2 separate regions of the Homo sapiens genome follow, and region 1 is linked to region 2. Evidence: chromatin contacts called from ENCODE Hi-C or POLR2A ChIA-PET data. All regions are on one chromosome and are shown on one strand. The core of a region is the stretch at or near the end of the contact, and the rest is flanking DNA. Distances in the headings are between cores, read along the strand shown. Region 1 overlaps ITGA2 (integrin subunit alpha 2). Region 2 overlaps PELO-AS1 (PELO antisense RNA 1).

The links. Hi-C counts contacts between places; a loop is a spot of excess contacts on that map. ChIA-PET counts read pairs that join two places held with the same protein, here RNA polymerase II (POLR2A). Pooled maps may share reads with other maps.
Region 1: a map of naive thymus-derived CD4-positive, alpha-beta T cell shows a loop between it and region 2 (2.3-fold over the local background). The contact joins two enhancer-like sites. A Hi-C loop is called at or near these places in 1 of 168 maps with a recorded cell type or tissue (naive thymus-derived CD4-positive, alpha-beta T cell) and 6 of 50 pooled maps. POLR2A ChIA-PET finds 5 or more read pairs at or near these places in 2 of 52 experiments (PC-3 and activated CD4-positive, alpha-beta T cell).

The regions. Positions count from the first base shown.
Region 1 is chr5:53,003,772-53,006,803 of GRCh38, reverse strand. The region is part of intron 1 of ITGA2 (integrin subunit alpha 2); the gene reads right to left. Among named protein-coding and RNA genes, the nearest start is that of ITGA2-AS1, 15 kb to the right of the region's middle. Within about 2 kb of position 1,768, at least 4 of the 41 ENCODE cell types and tissues checked have a DNase peak (open chromatin) inside an H3K27ac peak, as active enhancers do; they include PC-3, where a contact is called at or near this core.
Region 2 is chr5:52,723,894-52,726,909 of GRCh38, reverse strand. The region is part of intron 2 of PELO-AS1 (PELO antisense RNA 1); the gene reads left to right. Among named protein-coding and RNA genes, the nearest start is that of ITGA1, 63 kb to the left of the region's middle. Within about 2 kb of position 1,374, at least 14 of the 41 ENCODE cell types and tissues checked have a DNase peak (open chromatin) inside an H3K27ac peak, as active enhancers do; they include PC-3, where a contact is called at or near this core.

The sequences.
Region 1 (3,032 bases), core at 519-3,018, 280 kb before region 2:
TTTGCATGTTGAATGAAAATATCTGGCACTGTGAAAACAGAGGAAGGGAAGTGCACAGGGAGGGCCCCTGAAACTTCGGCTTCACTTGTTTTATAATAAATATGCCTTTGACCCTAACAGAGAGGGGCTGTGTCTATTTTGTTCACTGATATATTCCCCAGCACTTAGAATAATACCTTGCACATGGTCGTGGTTCAATAATAATTACTGAATAAACACTGATTGCTTCACCTTTCCACCTAACAATAAGTTACGGATATAATAGGAGATTAATAAAGAACAGTTTAATTAACTAATAAATCCTCTTGAATGCAGGCTACTGTGCAGGTATATACATCAATGAATTAAAAGACAGATTAATTTAAAATATACATACCTATATACACATATGTTCATGCAAATAAACACATTGTATTTTCTATTTAGAATTTGACAGAACATTTAACTTTTTCAAGAATCTAGCTATAGGAGAACCCTAAAAAGAAGACTGACTATATTACGGGGTGATGGCATGGCAGAAGTATGCTAATACCATTAAGAGATGTACACCATTTTTAAAAAATTTCACAACTGTAACTTTTTATTTTAAGTTCTGGGATACATGTGCAGAATGTGCAGGTTTGTGTTCCATAGGTAAACGTGTGCCATGGTGGTTTGCTGCACCTATCAATCCATCACCTAGGTATTAAGCCCAGCATGCATTAGCTACTTATCCTGATGCTCTCTCTCCCCTCGCCCCCACCGACAGGCCCCAGTGTGTGTTGTTCCCCTCCCGGGGTCCATGTCTTGTCATTGTTCAGCTTCCACTTACGAGTGAGAACATGCTGTGTTTGGTTTTCTGTTTCTGTGTTAGTTTGTGATGTACAGCATTTTTTAAGCTGAAAGGTCCATTTACTGAGCAAAGCCAGTAGTATATCGCAGTGCCTAAGAGCTTGGCCTCTGAGGTTTGAATAGTACTGTGACCTTGAGCAAGTTCCTTGTTTTGTATAAGCCATTCCTTTCCCATCTGTAAAATAGATATCATGTATATGTTTACCTCATTGTGGTCAGACAATGCATATAAAACTCTCAACCCAGTGTCTAACAAATGGTAAGTACTTAGTAGATTTTTTTTGTTTTTACGATTAGTATCATTATACACTACTGAGGGGGGCACACTTCTTGAGAAATTTAATAAGGCATAGCAATTTATTATCCCACTTTCATCTTTTTTTTTTTTTTTTGACACAGAGTCTCGCTCTGTTGCCCAGGCTGGAGTGCAGTGGTGCAATCTTGGCTCATTGCAACCTCCACCTCCCGGGTTCCAGCAATTCTCCTACCTCAGCCTCCTGTTAGCTGGGATTACAGGCACCTGCTACAATGCTTGGCTAATTTTTGTATTTTTAGTACAGATGGGGTTTCACCACATTGGCCAGGCTGGTCTCAAACTCCTCACCTCCAGTGATCTGCCCACCTGGCCCCCACTTTCATCTCTAACATAAAAAGTATATCCTGAGCAAATTTATATTCACATTTCTGAAAATTGCTGTCTAATGGTTAGGAGGATGACACGTTGCTGCATTTTGCTGACACACACGAGAAGCACACCACAAAAGCCAAGAAAATATTATCCTTCCATGGACCCTCCAGGAAGTCACACAAACAGGAAGTGGGGTTACTCAGACCCTGACTCTGAACCTAAGCAAATAGACTTCAAACTCTAAAGTGTATCTCATCATTACTCAGAATGTGTATGGCAACGGGAAATGATCATAGGTCACATTAGATCTTTTGAACACATACATCACCACAGGAAATCTCATTTTCCAATAGCATTGTCTTCATGTTGAAAGGACAGTAATGCAAGTAGAAAGTCCTCTCCTCCCCCTCCAAAAAAAAAAAAAAAAAAAAAAAAAAAAAAAAAAAAAAACAAAGCAACTAAACTTAGAAGTTGTAGGCCTTTTGGAAATGACCACACACTGTGTAAAGATTTAAGTTCTGCAATGTTTGGTTTATGGCTCTAGTCCTTAAACAAAACATTAGAGCAAAAACCAAAAGCACAAAAGGACCCTTACAACTGCTTTTGGAATGCAGTGGCATAACATTTCCCCTTACTTTTATTAAAAAAAGAAAGATGCAATTTTCTTAGAAAGTCCTTGCTTTAAGTGTCAAACTTTACAGTCACTAAGGATCTAGGTGCTACTATTCTCCTGTCCAGGTGATGCTAGAAATGGAAAGAAGAGCTTCTGGAAGGGGGCTGGCTGCCTCAATCCTCCAGTGCCCCAGGCCTGACACTCTGTGGGTATACAATAGGCACTCCATAAAAGTCCCTTAAGAAGGTCCCTTAAATAAATGAATGATGATAAAAATGGATGCATACCAAGTGTACTGATTTTTTTTTAAATAATATTCCATATGCTTTTACAATATGAAAAATACTTTTTCACTTATAATCCCCTTCGATCTTCCCAATGACCCAACAAGGTAGGGAATTGTTTGCCTATGGCTTATCTAAAGTTACTCAGAAAAATGATGGGATTTAACTTACTCTCCAGAGTTGGAGTTCTCTTTTATGTTGCCATGAACATTAAATGTGCTTAATATATGTTCATTTAGTGCAGTGGTGCTCAACTGGATGTAATTTTATCCCTCAGAGGACATTTAGTAATGTCTGGGCATATTTTTGGTTGTCACTCTAGGGCAGCTGGAGTAGTGTATTGCTATTAACATCTAGTGGGTGGAGGACAGGGCTGATGATCAATATCCTACAATGCACAGACCAGACACCCCCAGCCTACCTTACTACTTCAAAAAAAATTATCTGGCCCCAATTGTCAATAATATCCATGCCCAAACACTGGTCTAAACAACAAATGGGGCCTCGCATGGTCTCTCAAAAGTTTGTAATCCCAGCACTTCGGGAGGCTGAGGAGGGCAGATCGCTTGAGCTGAGGAGTTCAAGACCAGCCTGGGCAAACGTCGTGAGACTCTGTCTCTAAAAAAGAAAAAGAAAAAGAAAACAATGAATGGTCGAGGACCATTAAGTTTATTAA
Region 2 (3,016 bases), core at 125-2,624:
GTTTTGGATTTAGAAGAGACCAATATCACCATAAGATCAGACTCTAAGACCAGGGAAATAGAAACTAGAAAGGATCTTGTCACTTTATTGCATTAAATAGACATGAAAGAAGGAAGAAGGATGAGGTATATCTAGAGAAACCCCTACCCTAGTTTAAGGGGCCAAGTTACACATGTCTATGTTTGATATTAAGACATATATTAAAAATACAATTCATACCAGAAAAGTCATGGCATTCTCAATTTGAGAGCTGGGATGGACTTTGGACAACCCTGATGTTCCATACACATAATTTCAATATTATACTTGAACAGAGGAGCTGAAGAGAGTTTTCCCAGTGCATGAAAACAATGAATGGTAAAATAGGAATCATCACCCAGGTTCCTAAGTGCTGGTGCAAAATTCTTCCAGTTTCCACTCCGTTGCCCTCCCATGAGTCAAATGGTTTTAGTGTGGTCAGTGTCTTCTGCATGGAAATGCAAGCATTTCACTTTTAAAAACATACAACTTTAAAACTAATGTAAGCAATTTAAGTAACGGAGATGGCATTAATACAACCAACATGCCTATCAACAATTATTTAACTATCTCAACCTTCAATTTGGAGAGGTCAGTTCTTTAAGTGAAGGAATTATCCAGGTTCTAATTAATGAAAATGTGATAGTCCCAGAGAATATTCTTATATGGAATTTCTTTTAGCAGTCTAATTTTAAACAGCTGGAACTCATTTGTTAAGCTGTAGCCTATTCCACTTTTTGAAAAGTGTGGTATGTGGGACTTTTTTTCCACACAGAAGTGGAACTTTCTGGAAAGTCTGAACATATTGCCGTACTTGACCTTACAGGCTAGCAGCTGCTTGGAGACCCTGTTGGGCAGCTTGAGCCTTTTGTGCTCCACCTGTGTTCAGCTATTAGCGTTATACTGTGGTAAGCACTGATTCAAGGCCGAGGGACTGGCTGCCTTCAAGGATCCCATTGTTTATAGCCCTTCCTTTTACTTAATGTTCTGTTTCTGTAATTATTGATGTTGTTGAATCTGATCAAAAGCACAGGTGCAGCACCTCTTGCAGGTCCATGTTGTACTGAAGGTTTAAGAATTCACAGGCTAATAGGGGTGTAGAGGAAGAAGAAGGTTAAGGAGTATTCATTGCCTTGACTCCAAAACGTGGTGAGAGAATGCTGCAAAATACAGAAGCTTAAAACATTGCAGCAACTCCTTGACTGTTTCACCGTGGTTTGTTTTACATACCACAGCATCCTGTATGAAGATGGATTCCCATATATCAGAGATGAGAAACAGGACACGGCTCACCTTGGGCTTATCAGACTGCATCTGACGCATGAAACAACAGGAAGCTGTTGATAGCTGAGGTGAAACAGCAAGCAGTGACTGGTTTAGAAATGTCATAATACCAGACATTGACCCCACCCCCAACCTCATGTACTAGGTTCCAGAGTAAAAATAGAACAAGTATCTATCAAAAGCAAACACTTAAGTTTGGGGTTTTCTCCTGCTCTATTCTCTGGAACACGTCCCTTGTCTGATATCACACACTGTGTTCCAGCTCATACAGTCAATCTGTCCAGGTTCACAACTAAACCTTTCTGCAGAGAAAGGGAACAATGGAGTACACTATGGCCATGGTTTAATACAAGGAAGGTGTGATGTTTAAAAATTTCTTGGCACAGGTTAAAGTACAAGTGAATTTTTTTCAGGTGTTCTCTGTTATCCCTTTACTTTAGGACTGTGACTTTTATGGTTTGTTTATCTAGATAGAATCACAAGTCCTGAATCATTAATTTATTCCTTCAAGTCTTTTTTTTTTTTTCTTTTTGAGACCGAGTCTCACTCTGTTGTCCAGGCTGGAGTACAGTGGCGTGATCTTGGCTCACTGCAACCTCTGCCTCCCAGGTTCAAGCAATTCTCCATGTCTCAGCCTCCTGAGTAGCTGGGACAACCACCCCCAGCTAATTTTTGCATTTTTAGTAGAGACGGGGTTTCACCATGTTGGCCAGGCTGGTCTCCAACTCCTGACCTCAGGTGATCCACTCACCTTGGCCTCCCAATGTGCTGGGATTACAGGCATGAGCCACGATGCCTGGCCTCAAGTATTTATTGAATGCTGTTCACTGGGTCAGGCACTCAGGATTGTGAGAAACTTGATAGTCATAACTCCTAGATATGGATCTTGTAGAGTAGCTATTGTATACAACCTTCATCTGCCCTCTAAAACAGCATTTCTCAGTTAGTTCCATAAGAATTAGTCTGTACAGACATGGTTTGAGTGACTATTTTCTCAGTTTTTTCCAAGAATGGTAGATCGTGGGTGCCACTTCACATGCATAGAGGATTGAGTTAATTCATTGCTTACAATGGATGCCTTAGGCCATTAGGGCCAATTGATCCTAAGTGATAAGGTTTTTCCAAAAGGAATAAAAGCTCCAGCTACAACGTTGGTCAAAACTAGTAGGAAGAGACAACATTAATAATTAGGAGTTTCACAACACTGTTCCTTCACCACAGACAACTGGCCTTGAAGAGAGAAAGGACAAATAAGTGTGTACAGGATTTTTTTAAAAAATTAACCTCTAAGTGTTGAGCAAGTTAGGGGAGTATTTCATGGGGGAAGATATTGTTTGAAGGTGGGAGGTTATCAGGTAGCAAGCCATGCTGAATTCATATGGGAAGGAAGAATATAAAGCATTTGAGAGTTATTGGGGATGAAAGAAAGATGAGGATCAGATATTATTAAGAACTGCTGGGAATGCATAATGTACTAGAATCCCTCTAGATGTTTTTGAGAGATGCAAACAAATATTGGAATTCCCATTCTGCCTATATTTAAAGACAATACATCTCTGGGCCTGGACCACATGGATTTTCATTTTGGTAGGGTTATACTCCTATGAGCTCACGTGAACCTGCTCATCAGCTTGATGGGTGCCTGTGATGTGACACCAGCGTACTGGCCTCTATTCTTTTTTTTTTAAATTATTATTATTATACTTTAAGTTTT